Regions from separate parts of the Homo sapiens genome. Here region 1 is linked to region 2. A link is a loop called in an ENCODE intact Hi-C map of the cell type or tissue named here. Cell type or tissue: mammary epithelial cell. All regions are shown on one strand.

Evidence for each region. Peaks named below come from ENCODE experiments on the same cell type or tissue, not always from the same donor. Only the 100,000 strongest peaks of a DNase experiment are listed, where the experiment ranks them.
Region 1: a loop joins it to region 2, with 15 times the contacts of the local background. A loop is called at or near these places in 45 of 110 quality-filtered maps.

Annotation. Positions count from the first base shown.
Region 1 is chr3:183,500,711-183,505,710 of GRCh38, forward strand. All of the region lies in intron 3 of KLHL6 (kelch like family member 6), which reads right to left. Among named protein-coding and RNA genes, the nearest start is that of KLHL6-AS1, 46 kb to the right of the region's middle. In mammary epithelial cell, a CTCF peak has its summit at 2,259; no DNase peak of the experiment used is centred here.
Region 2 is chr3:183,765,003-183,770,002 of GRCh38, forward strand. The region is part of intron 15 of YEATS2 (YEATS domain containing 2); the gene reads left to right. Among named protein-coding and RNA genes, the nearest start is that of YEATS2-AS1, 43 kb to the right of the region's middle. In mammary epithelial cell, a CTCF peak has its summit at 2,204 (motif pointing left); a DNase peak (open chromatin) is centred at 2,189; H3K27ac peaks cover 512 bases.

The sequences.
Region 1 (5,000 bases), 260 kb before region 2:
TCCCTGGTTCCATTGATCCCCTGGGCTCCATGATGAAGGTTCCATAGGTGTGCTGACACAAGGCGGAGAGGCAGCAACCGTTTCCCAGATGGCCAAAGTCGCCAATTTTCCCGCAAAATTAGACTGATCTAACACAGACTACAGAACTTCGATTCTGCCCATAGGTGGTAACAAATAGGTTACAGTAGCAAAGACTGAGCCCTCAGATAGTGAATCCAACCAAGAGCCACAAATAGTCAGACCAGCCAACTCCCAGCCTCTACTTTTCCATAACAGTCTTTGTTTGTTCGGTTGGTTTTCTGTGCCTAGGAGCCTGGTACAGTGAGTTCCGCATCCTCCGTTCTTGAGGCTGGACCACGGCCGTAAAGTTTGTGGCAGGGCTGTTCCTTACAGGTCAGCAGAGTGGGGATGGGTGTGGCTGGACAAAGCCTAGGCAATGGGCTGGCCCTGACGGTATGGACAGCAGAACAGTGCCGGGATAAGGGTGAAGGGGTGGGCCAGGGAACCTGGAGGCACCATGAGAGCACCAAGCTGGCAGGACAGGATCTGGGCAATGGCACCAAAGACAAACTTTGCTGCTCTGCAACTTTCTCTTCAGGTGTCAGCCCTGGTTCCTGTCCCTAAACCACCTTCCCCACAGCTGAGGCACAGCCACCAGCACTAATCTATGTGGTCCTCTTTCGGAGGGGATCTAGGTGTTTCAGGGCAATGCTTAGAAAAAAGCACCGGCCTCCCTGAATTCATTCCCTTATGACCCTTTCTTCACTTCCGGGAACCAGGCCTCAGCCTCCACTCCGAAGCTCCCCTCGTCTTATCTGCAATGCTTGCTCTCCTGACCCAGTAACCTGTTGGGTGATTGAGAGGCTGCTAGGAGGACTGGACTAGCCGTGATCTTACCTCCTGACCCCCAGGGCTGGCACCTCGTTCCTTGGTCCTGACCTACGAAAGGCTCTCCTCCTGCTGGCTAAATTTCCTGGGTCCCTGCCTGCTGCCTGGATCTCCCCATAATATTCTATTCTCAATTTCCCATGCTACCACCCCAATCCACTTACCCTTTAAGGCACTGTGAGTAATTTACCATGTCACTTTGCCCTTTTCTCCAGGAAGCCATTCCTAACTTTGCACACATTCTCATAACCCTGAATTTCCCCCACAACGGCCCTTTTCATGCTTCATTGTAATTTACCGTAAGGCCCCTGATGGCAGGAACAGCCCTTTTTCTCCAGTGGATCCTCAGCACCAAGAATAGTACCTGGAGCTTGTGGGCATCTATAAACATTGATTAAATGAGCGAGTGAGCTGGGTGCAGTGGCTCACGCCTGCAATCCCAGCACTTTGGGAGGTCGAGGCAGGTGGATCACCTGAGGTCAGGAGTTCGAGATCAGCCTGGCCAACAAGGTGAAACCCAGTCTCTACTAAAAATAAAAAAGAAAATAAAAAAATTAGCAAGGTGTGGTGGCAGGCACCTGTAATCCTAGCTACTCGGGAGGCTGAGGCAGGAGAATCACTTGAATCTAAGAGGCAGAGGGTGCAGTGAGCCAACGTCGCAGCATTGCACTCCAGCCTGGGCAACAAGAGCGAAACTCCATCTCAAAAAAAAAAAAAATGAGTGAATGGATGAGTGAATGAATGGGCAAGCTAGGTAACTCAGTCTAAATCATTGTGGTAGTGAGCATCCACGATGGCCCCAGTGATCCCTGCTTCCTGGTATTCACATCTGTGTAGTTCCCTCCATGCTGTTCTAGAATTGGTCTCTATGACCAACAGATTACAGCAGAAGTGATGATACATCACTTCTGAAATTAGGCTATAAAAGGCACTACCAGCTTGCATCCTGATTGCTCTCTCAGTCTTTCTTAGGTCATTTGCTCTGGGGGAGGTCAGCTGATATAGAGATGCCCATATGGCAAGAAACTGAGGCTCCCAACCAGCAGCCAGCAAGGATCTGATGCCTGCCAACAGTACAGTAAGTGTGAGCTTGAATCTCATAATGAACTTTGAGATTACTGCAGCCCCAGCCAAGAGCTTTACTGCAACTTCATAAGAGACCCTGAGCCAGAAGCACCCAGCTAAACCACTCCTACATTCTGACACTCAGAGCCTGTTAGATAGTAAGTGTTTGTTATTTTAAAGTTTTCAGTTTGGGGGTAATTTGTTATGCAGCAATTGAGAACTAACACAATCATCTAGCTGATGGGCTTGGCTAGGGTAATGAGACCTGTCTTATAATTCAGCACCACGGAGCTGCCGAGTGGTGGCATCATTACCACATTGTAAGTTCAGCTACATTTGGCAAAATACTAACCCCAAAGCCATGACAAATGTCAATCTGAAGTCTGAGACGTGCCACTTTGTTGCAGACATATGGAAGTGTTTGCCAATGAATTGCATGCAACAATCAGGCATAACCAGTTTATTTTCAGATTGTTAAAAACAGAGCAGATAATTGCACCTTAATGACTGCTCACTGTCCACAGATCTTATACTAGGGGACAGAGTGAGCATATTGTTTCAGCAAAGCTGTCCTTGGGCTGGAGCCTCTGCTCCCCTTTCCCCACATCACACATGTCAGAGTAATGTTTGGTATAGATCAGGTTCATGTCTGAAAACTTAAGAGGCAGTTAAATGAAGAGGCAAATTTCCTCTGTCCCCAAAGTTCTCTTTCAATGAAGGTTCCAGCTACCATTCCCAAATCAAATGGAGACTGACATTTGCTTTTGGTGTGTTCTAAAATTTCCTGTTGTTAACACCAGTTTAGAGGATGGGCAAGGTTAGAAGAGAAAGATGGGCTGGGCACGGTGGCTCACACCTGTAATCCCAGCACTTTGGGAGGTCGAGGCAGGCAGATCACCTGAGGTTGGGAGTTTGAGACCAGCCTGACCAACATGGAGGAACCCCGTCTCTATTAAAAATACAAACTTAGCCAGGGGTGGTGGCACATGCCTGTAATCCCATCTACTCAGGAGGCTGAGGCAGGAGAATCTCTTGAACCTGGGAGGCAGAGGTTGCAGTGAGCCGAGATCGCACCATTGCACTCCAGCCTGGGCAACAAGAACAAAAGTCTGTCTGAAGAAAAAACAAAACAAAATAAAACAAAAATGGGAAAGATGATGATAGGACAAGAGGGTTAAAGTTTGGTAAATGAAGGGTACGGGGAGAAATGTGTTCACAGAGTAGCCTCCAGGCTCACACTACTGTCATCAGGAGTCAACCCAAGACCATTCCAGCAGGGAGCAGACTGACTCAGGGAATCAACTGGCAATGAGACCCCAATTAGGAGGTCATGGTGGCTGGTTGGTTGGTTCAGTTGTCCAAACTATAAAATGAAGATGAGAAAGTGCCTTGAGAAGGATTTGGGAAAATAAGGCCACAAAAACCTGAGACACAGTGAAAAGACTGGTTTTAACCCCAGAGAAGGAAAATGATTGATTGTGAGAGATGGAGCAACAATAAACGAACCAAGTGGCAATGGCAACAGCTTCCATTTGTGGGGCACTTAGCTTGTACCAGACACTGTGCTAAGCGTTCCATTCATTACTTAACTCTCAAGACAGTTCTATCAGTTGGTAGGTATTATTACCCCCATGTTACAGATCAGAACTGAGCCTTAGCATAGCTAAGTAACTGCCTGAGATTACACTGTAAATAAATTGTGGAGTCAAGATTAACACCCAGATCTCTGCCTGACTCCAAGCCCAGGTTCTCACCACTGAAGAATTTTCCAGATGTCAGAATTCTCTCTCCTCCTAAATCTAAAGCTTATAATGTCTGACTCTGCCCCCAGCACCTCGGAAATACAAAAGGCAATAAAAATATTTCATTGCAGCAATTTTGCAGAAGACAGGGTAGGGACCTTTTATATCAGAGAAAATCTTTATCATCTGCATTTCAAGGACTTAGAAAATAGGAAGCAGAAACAAAAATAGCAAAAATATTGGAAGTATAGTTGATCAAGGCACAGTATATGTTTAAATTGTTTTAAAGTGCTATTTATTTTAACTTTTAGGTTCAGCATGTGCAGATTTGTTATATAGGTAAATTGTGTGTTGTGGGGGTTTGGTGTACAGATTATTTCATCATCCGTATGATGAAATCATACATAAGCATAGTACCTGATAGGTAGTTTTTCAGTCCTCACCTTCTTCTCATCCTCTACCCTCAAGTAGGCCCTGGTATCTTTTGTTCCCTTCTTTGTGTTCATGTGTACTCAATGTTTAGCTCTCACTTATAAGTGAAAACATGCATTATTTGGTTTTCTGTTCCTGTGTCAGTTCACTTAGGATAATGGCCTCCAGCTCCATCCATGTTGCTGCAAAAAACATGATTGCATTCTTTTCTATGGCTGTGTAGTATTCCATGGGAGACACTGAATAAATGCTGAACTGAGGGCAGTTACGGAGACTGAAACCTGTCTGCAATTATATGCAGGCTGTCTGCTAGACATCCAGCATAGAATAGGACCTATGTGGTTTCCTAGGCTCCCCCCATCAATCCACTCATCACCCTTCATTTGTTAAATGTCCCATCTTCTCTGACACACAGACTGTTTAGCAGTACCTGGGTAAGACACAGACTGTTTTTGCAGTACCTGGTGCCATATCTGGCAAGGAATTGGTGTTCAGGATTTATTTGCAAAAAATGAAGGCATAGCGTGCTTAAATACATGGGATGCTGTTTAAGTAGTTTTTAGGGGGAAATTTATAGCATGAAAGCCAATATTAGAAAGAAAGTCTCAAATCAGTGGCCTCCACTTCCACCTTAAGAAACTACAGAAATAAGTGCAAATTAAACCCAAACTAAGCAGAAAGAAAGAAAATAATGATCAGAGTGGAAATAGGTGAAATAGAAAACAGAAAAACAATAGAGAAAATCAAATGAAACTAGACATTAGTTATTTGAGAAAAATCAATAAAATTGATAAGCCTCTAACCAGATTGATCAGGAAAAAAAAAAAGGGCAGACACAAATTACCAATATCTGGAATGAGAGATGTGACAACA
Region 2 (5,000 bases):
CATCTACTTAGGCAGCAGATTTAGGAATCATGGTGCTACAGCATCTCATTTGACTTTGAGGCATTCGTAGCCAGAATGACTAAGACAGGCATCCCCAACTGCTTACTAGTGCTCCCACTGTGGTTCTGGCTTCAGGGGTAAGAATTCTGCCAAAATCCCTTAGTAAATCAGTTATTGTCATCTGAACTTCCTACTCAGGCTTGTCGTATATGTACCTCAAAATCTGTTTTGCTTCACATAGGGATATGTGGCTTTACTGATTTCTGCTTTGAATCAACTTAGCATTGCTGTTTATGTTAGAAGCTCTTGGATAAGTTCGTTTCCATTTTTTGCCGCTTTGCATATTGCCAATCCACTCCTCCAGTGATGCTGAACAACTGTACTGACTTGTCACATGGCCACCTACTTAATGGTAAATGTAAGGTTGGAGGAGATAGGTGGGTCTGTGCCACAATGCCCTAAATATGGTTTAAGGGCATCTGAAAAGAAAAACCACAGCAAAGTGTGAAGGAACTGCAGAGAAGCAGTAGTGCGTGAGATGATACCACTGTTTACCCAGGAAATGGAATCCATGATTAGCAGTTGAGATAAGGAGCTGTCTGTGAGTACAGACTGTTCCTGGTTATTGCTGAAGTGCATTCCTAGAAACTATGCCAGAGAACAGGCTGGGTGTGTGGTTCATGCTTGTAATTCCAGCACTTTAGGAGGCTGAGGTGGGCAGATCACCTGAGGTCAGGAGTTCGAGACCAGCCTGGCCAACATGGTGAAACCCTGTCTCTACTAAAAATACAAAAATTAGCCAGACATGGTGGTGTGCACCTGTAATCCCAGCTACTTGGGAGGCTGAGGCAGGAGAATTGTTTGAACCTGGGAGGTCAAGGTTGCAGTGAACTGAGATGACGCCACTGTACTCCAGCCTGGGAGATAGAGCAAGACTCTGTCTAAAAAAAAAAAAAAAGATATGCCAGGAAACAGGAGGGTGGCAAAAAATGGCACTGTTTTACCCTCCATACAACTTTGGGACAACAGAAACACAGCTGATCTTTTTCCTCAAAGTGGGAAGAGGTGCTGCCTTTGACATGAAAAGGGACAACTGAGGAATAAGTAGTTCCATATGGGAAGGAAGCAGTGTGTTAAAGTAGAAGGAGCATGAGCTTTGCAGTTAGAGCTTGTTGCAAATCTCAGATCTCAGCCACTCATTACTGGTGTAACCTGTGCAGGTTCTGAGCCCTGGTCTTTCAGGGTTGTAGAAGAATTAGAGATTGTATATGAAGGACCTACCTAGCACAGAGCAAGTGCTCAGTAAATAGTAACTAATGTGAGTATCAGGCATATCCATGCCTAAGTACCATTGTAATGGTTATCAGTGAGCACTTAACTTGTAAACAGCCATATTTTTTAATATCTGGAGGGAAAATCTCAGATACAGACTCTTCCCCTTCAGTTTGCTGAAGTAAATTCTGACTTGCCACAGGTATGTGTAGGAAACAGGGAGGGCAGAAATAGAAACATTTAATCAAAGCATGAATCGAAGTTAAGTGTATAACAAATACAAAACAATGGGTGTCTGCTTTCTCAAGCTAGCAGGAAATTAGCAACAGAGAGAGAATTATTGAATGGGAAGAGAATGAGGAAAGTCAGTAGGTGAGTTCAGGCTCTAGGCCGAAATACGTTGTGGTTTTTTGGTGGTTGTTGCTCTTGTGGGTTTTTTTGTTTTGTTTTGTTTTATGATCATAACTCACTGTAGTCTCAGCCTCCCTGGGCTCCAGCAATCCCACCTCAGTCTCCCAGGACTACAGGTGATACCACCACACCCAATTAGGTTTTTTGTTTTGTTTTGTTTTCTGTATTTTGTAGAGACTGGTTTTCACTATGTTGCCCAGGCTGGTCTTGAACTCCTGGGCTCAAGCAGTCTGCCTGCCTCAGCCTCCCAAAGTGTTGGGGTTATAAGCATGAGCCACTGTGCCTGGCCAAAGTATGTTGTTTTAAAAAAATAACAAACTAATTTTGGGTAATACAGTCTTATTTAAGAGGTCTTACACCTTCTTAGTGGTGTCCATAATCAGCTGCAGAGTTTTTCCCAACAGAATGCAGATTTCCTCATTCTCCTGTTTTCCAGAAGGAAGGTAGGGAGGTAGTGACAGTCATCTCCCAGGCGGTGTGCACAAGGTGGGTAAGCTCTGCTGGTAAAGACTGCCCTCCAGTGGCTGACTTGGGATACCAGGTTTTTGTTTCTGTTTTGAGACAGCGTCTAGCTCCGTTGCCCAGGCTGGAGTGCAGTGGTGCAGTCTTGACTCACTGCAACCTCTGTCTCCTGGGCTCAAGCTATACTCCTACTTCAGCCTTAGCTGGGATCGCAGGCCCACACCACCACGCCCAGCTAATTTTTTTTTTTTGAGCTGGAGTCTTGCACTGTCGCCCAGGCTGGAGAGCAGTGGCGCCATCTCGGCTCACTACAACCTCCGCCTCTTGGGTTCAAGTGATTCTCTTGACTCAGCCTCCCAAGTAGCTGGGATTACAGGCACCCACCACCATGCCTAGCTAATTTTTTTGTATTTTTAGTAGAGACAGGGTTTCACTATGTTGGCCACACTGGTCTCAAACTTCTGACCTTGTGATCTGCCCGCCTTGGCCTCCTGAAGTGCTAGGATTACAGGTGTGAGCCATTGTGCCCGGCCATTTTTTTTATTTTTTAATAGAGACGGGGTTTTACCATGTTCATCACGCTGGTCTCAAACTCCTGACCTCTAATGATCCGCCCACCTCGGCCTCCCAAAGTGCTGGGATTACAGGCATGAGCCACCACGCCCGGCAGGATACCAGGTTTTACTGGGTTCTTGGAGAAATTACGTGTCATATCCTGAAAACTCTGAAGCACTTGGCACAAGAAAGGAAAAGCAAGTCAGGTGCATGTAATGTGGGGAAAGAAATTGAAGTAGGTCTAAAAATGTGTGTATTGTTTTCCCTAAGTTATTTGCTTTCTTTGTTTAGGAACATAAAAGTAGATTCTGTGTAATTTAACTTGTGAAATAGGTTATTTGATATGTTTGGGAGGTTTGAAGACTGCTATCTTAGTTAAGAGAAAAGTTCAACTACTGCAACAGAGAAATCTGAACACCAGAACTTTAAGTAAGTTTATTTCTCATACAGTCATCGAGAATCTAGATCCCTGGCTTTCCTTTTTTTGCTCTGACATTCTCAAAATTTGGCTTTCGGCTTGTGGACTAAGAAAACACTTCATCTCATACCTCCACGTTCACGCTTCTTGCCAAGAGGAAGGGAGCAGGGGGAGGGAGAGCTGAGGGCAGACAGAGCCCGAAAGTCGCTCTCACTTCTGCACACATCCCGTTAGCCAGAAAGCAAATGGCCACGCCTAGGTCTGGGAGGGCTGGGAAATAGAGTTGTGATTCCATGTGGCCATTGCCCCAGCTGAAAACTGGGGGCTCTGTTACTATGAGAGGAGAAGGAAATAATAGATATTGGGGTTCAACTAGCAGTTTCTGCCACACTCCCAAAAAGTTTTGCTACATTAAGAAGGGTTTTTTTTTTCTTTCATAAATATACAGAAAAGTTCTTGATCAGTAAGAAGGGTTTCCGTATTTCCACATCACTGGGAGGATGACCCTGCCCTGCTCTGTGGCTACAGAAACTCTACAGGTCCCCTGCAGAATGAAGTTCATGCAGTTAGAACACAGATGAAGGCCAGGTGCCTGTAATCTCAGCACTTTGGGAGGCCGAGACAGGTAGATCGCCTGAGGTCGGGAGTTCAAGATCAGCCTGACCAGCATGGAGAAACCCCGTCTCTACTAAAAATACAAAATTAGCCAGGTGTGGTGGCGTGTGCCCATAATCCCAGCTACTCAGGAGGCAAAGGCAGGAGAATTGCTTGAACCCAGGAGGCGGAGGTTGCGGTGAGCTGAGATCGTGCCACCGCACTCCAGCCTGGGCAACAAGAGCAAAACTCCGTCTCAAAAAACAACAACAAAACAGAGATGTAGATGTGGGTAATAAGGGGTATTTCAACCAAACCAGGAGAGCCGGGGGTGATTTCTTGTCTTCATTCTAGGTTAACTTGCTTTTTAAAATTGGTTCTTTTATTCTGTTTCTTCTTTTCTTCTCTCCTTAAACATACAGAAAAGTAGGGAGAAGAGTGTGATGAATCCCACATGCCTATTACCCAGTTTTAACAATTACCAGCATTTTACTCATCTTAATTTATCTCCCTGGAATATTTTAAAGTAGCAGGCGGATCCCCATGTTGTATAATTCACTCAAGATTAATTTGTTTCACCTGCTGAATCCAGAGGTTAAGATCAAGGTCTCTGCCTTGGCCGAATGCGGAAGACAGCCACAAATGTCTGTCCTTTGGCTGTCCTTTGCTGGTCTCCACATCCCCTTGTGGATTATTATTCTTCAGTTGAAGTGTTGTGATGAGCAGCAACAGCTGTCATGTTAGCTAGGCATCCTATATACTTTTTCTCATTTTGCTTCATGATTCGGAGGGTAAATGTTACCCATATTTTATAGATGAGGGGATTGATGGTAAAACTCAAGAGAGGTTAAATAACTTACCTAGCTACTAACTAAAAATAACTAACCTGGAAAACCAGATCTGTCTGCTTACCGAAACCTGCACTGTTTCCTCTTTGTGACGCTATAGTTTATAATATTTGATTAAGGGACTGTTTTCATTTTATTTATTTATTGTTTAGACAGAGTCTTGCTCTGTCGCCAGGCTAGAGTGCAGTGGCACGATCTCAGCTCACTGCAACCTCCGACTCCCAGGTTCAAGCGATTCTGCTGCCTCAGCCTCCCGAGTAGCTGGGGTGCCCACCACCACGCCCAGCTCATTCCTTGTAATTTTAGTAGAGATGAGGTTTCACCATGTTGGCCAGGACAGTCTCAATCTCTTGACCTTGTGATCCGCCCGCCTCAGCCTCCTAAAGTGCTGGGATTACAGGCGCGAGCCACCATACCCAGCCAAGGGACTGTTTTCTTTA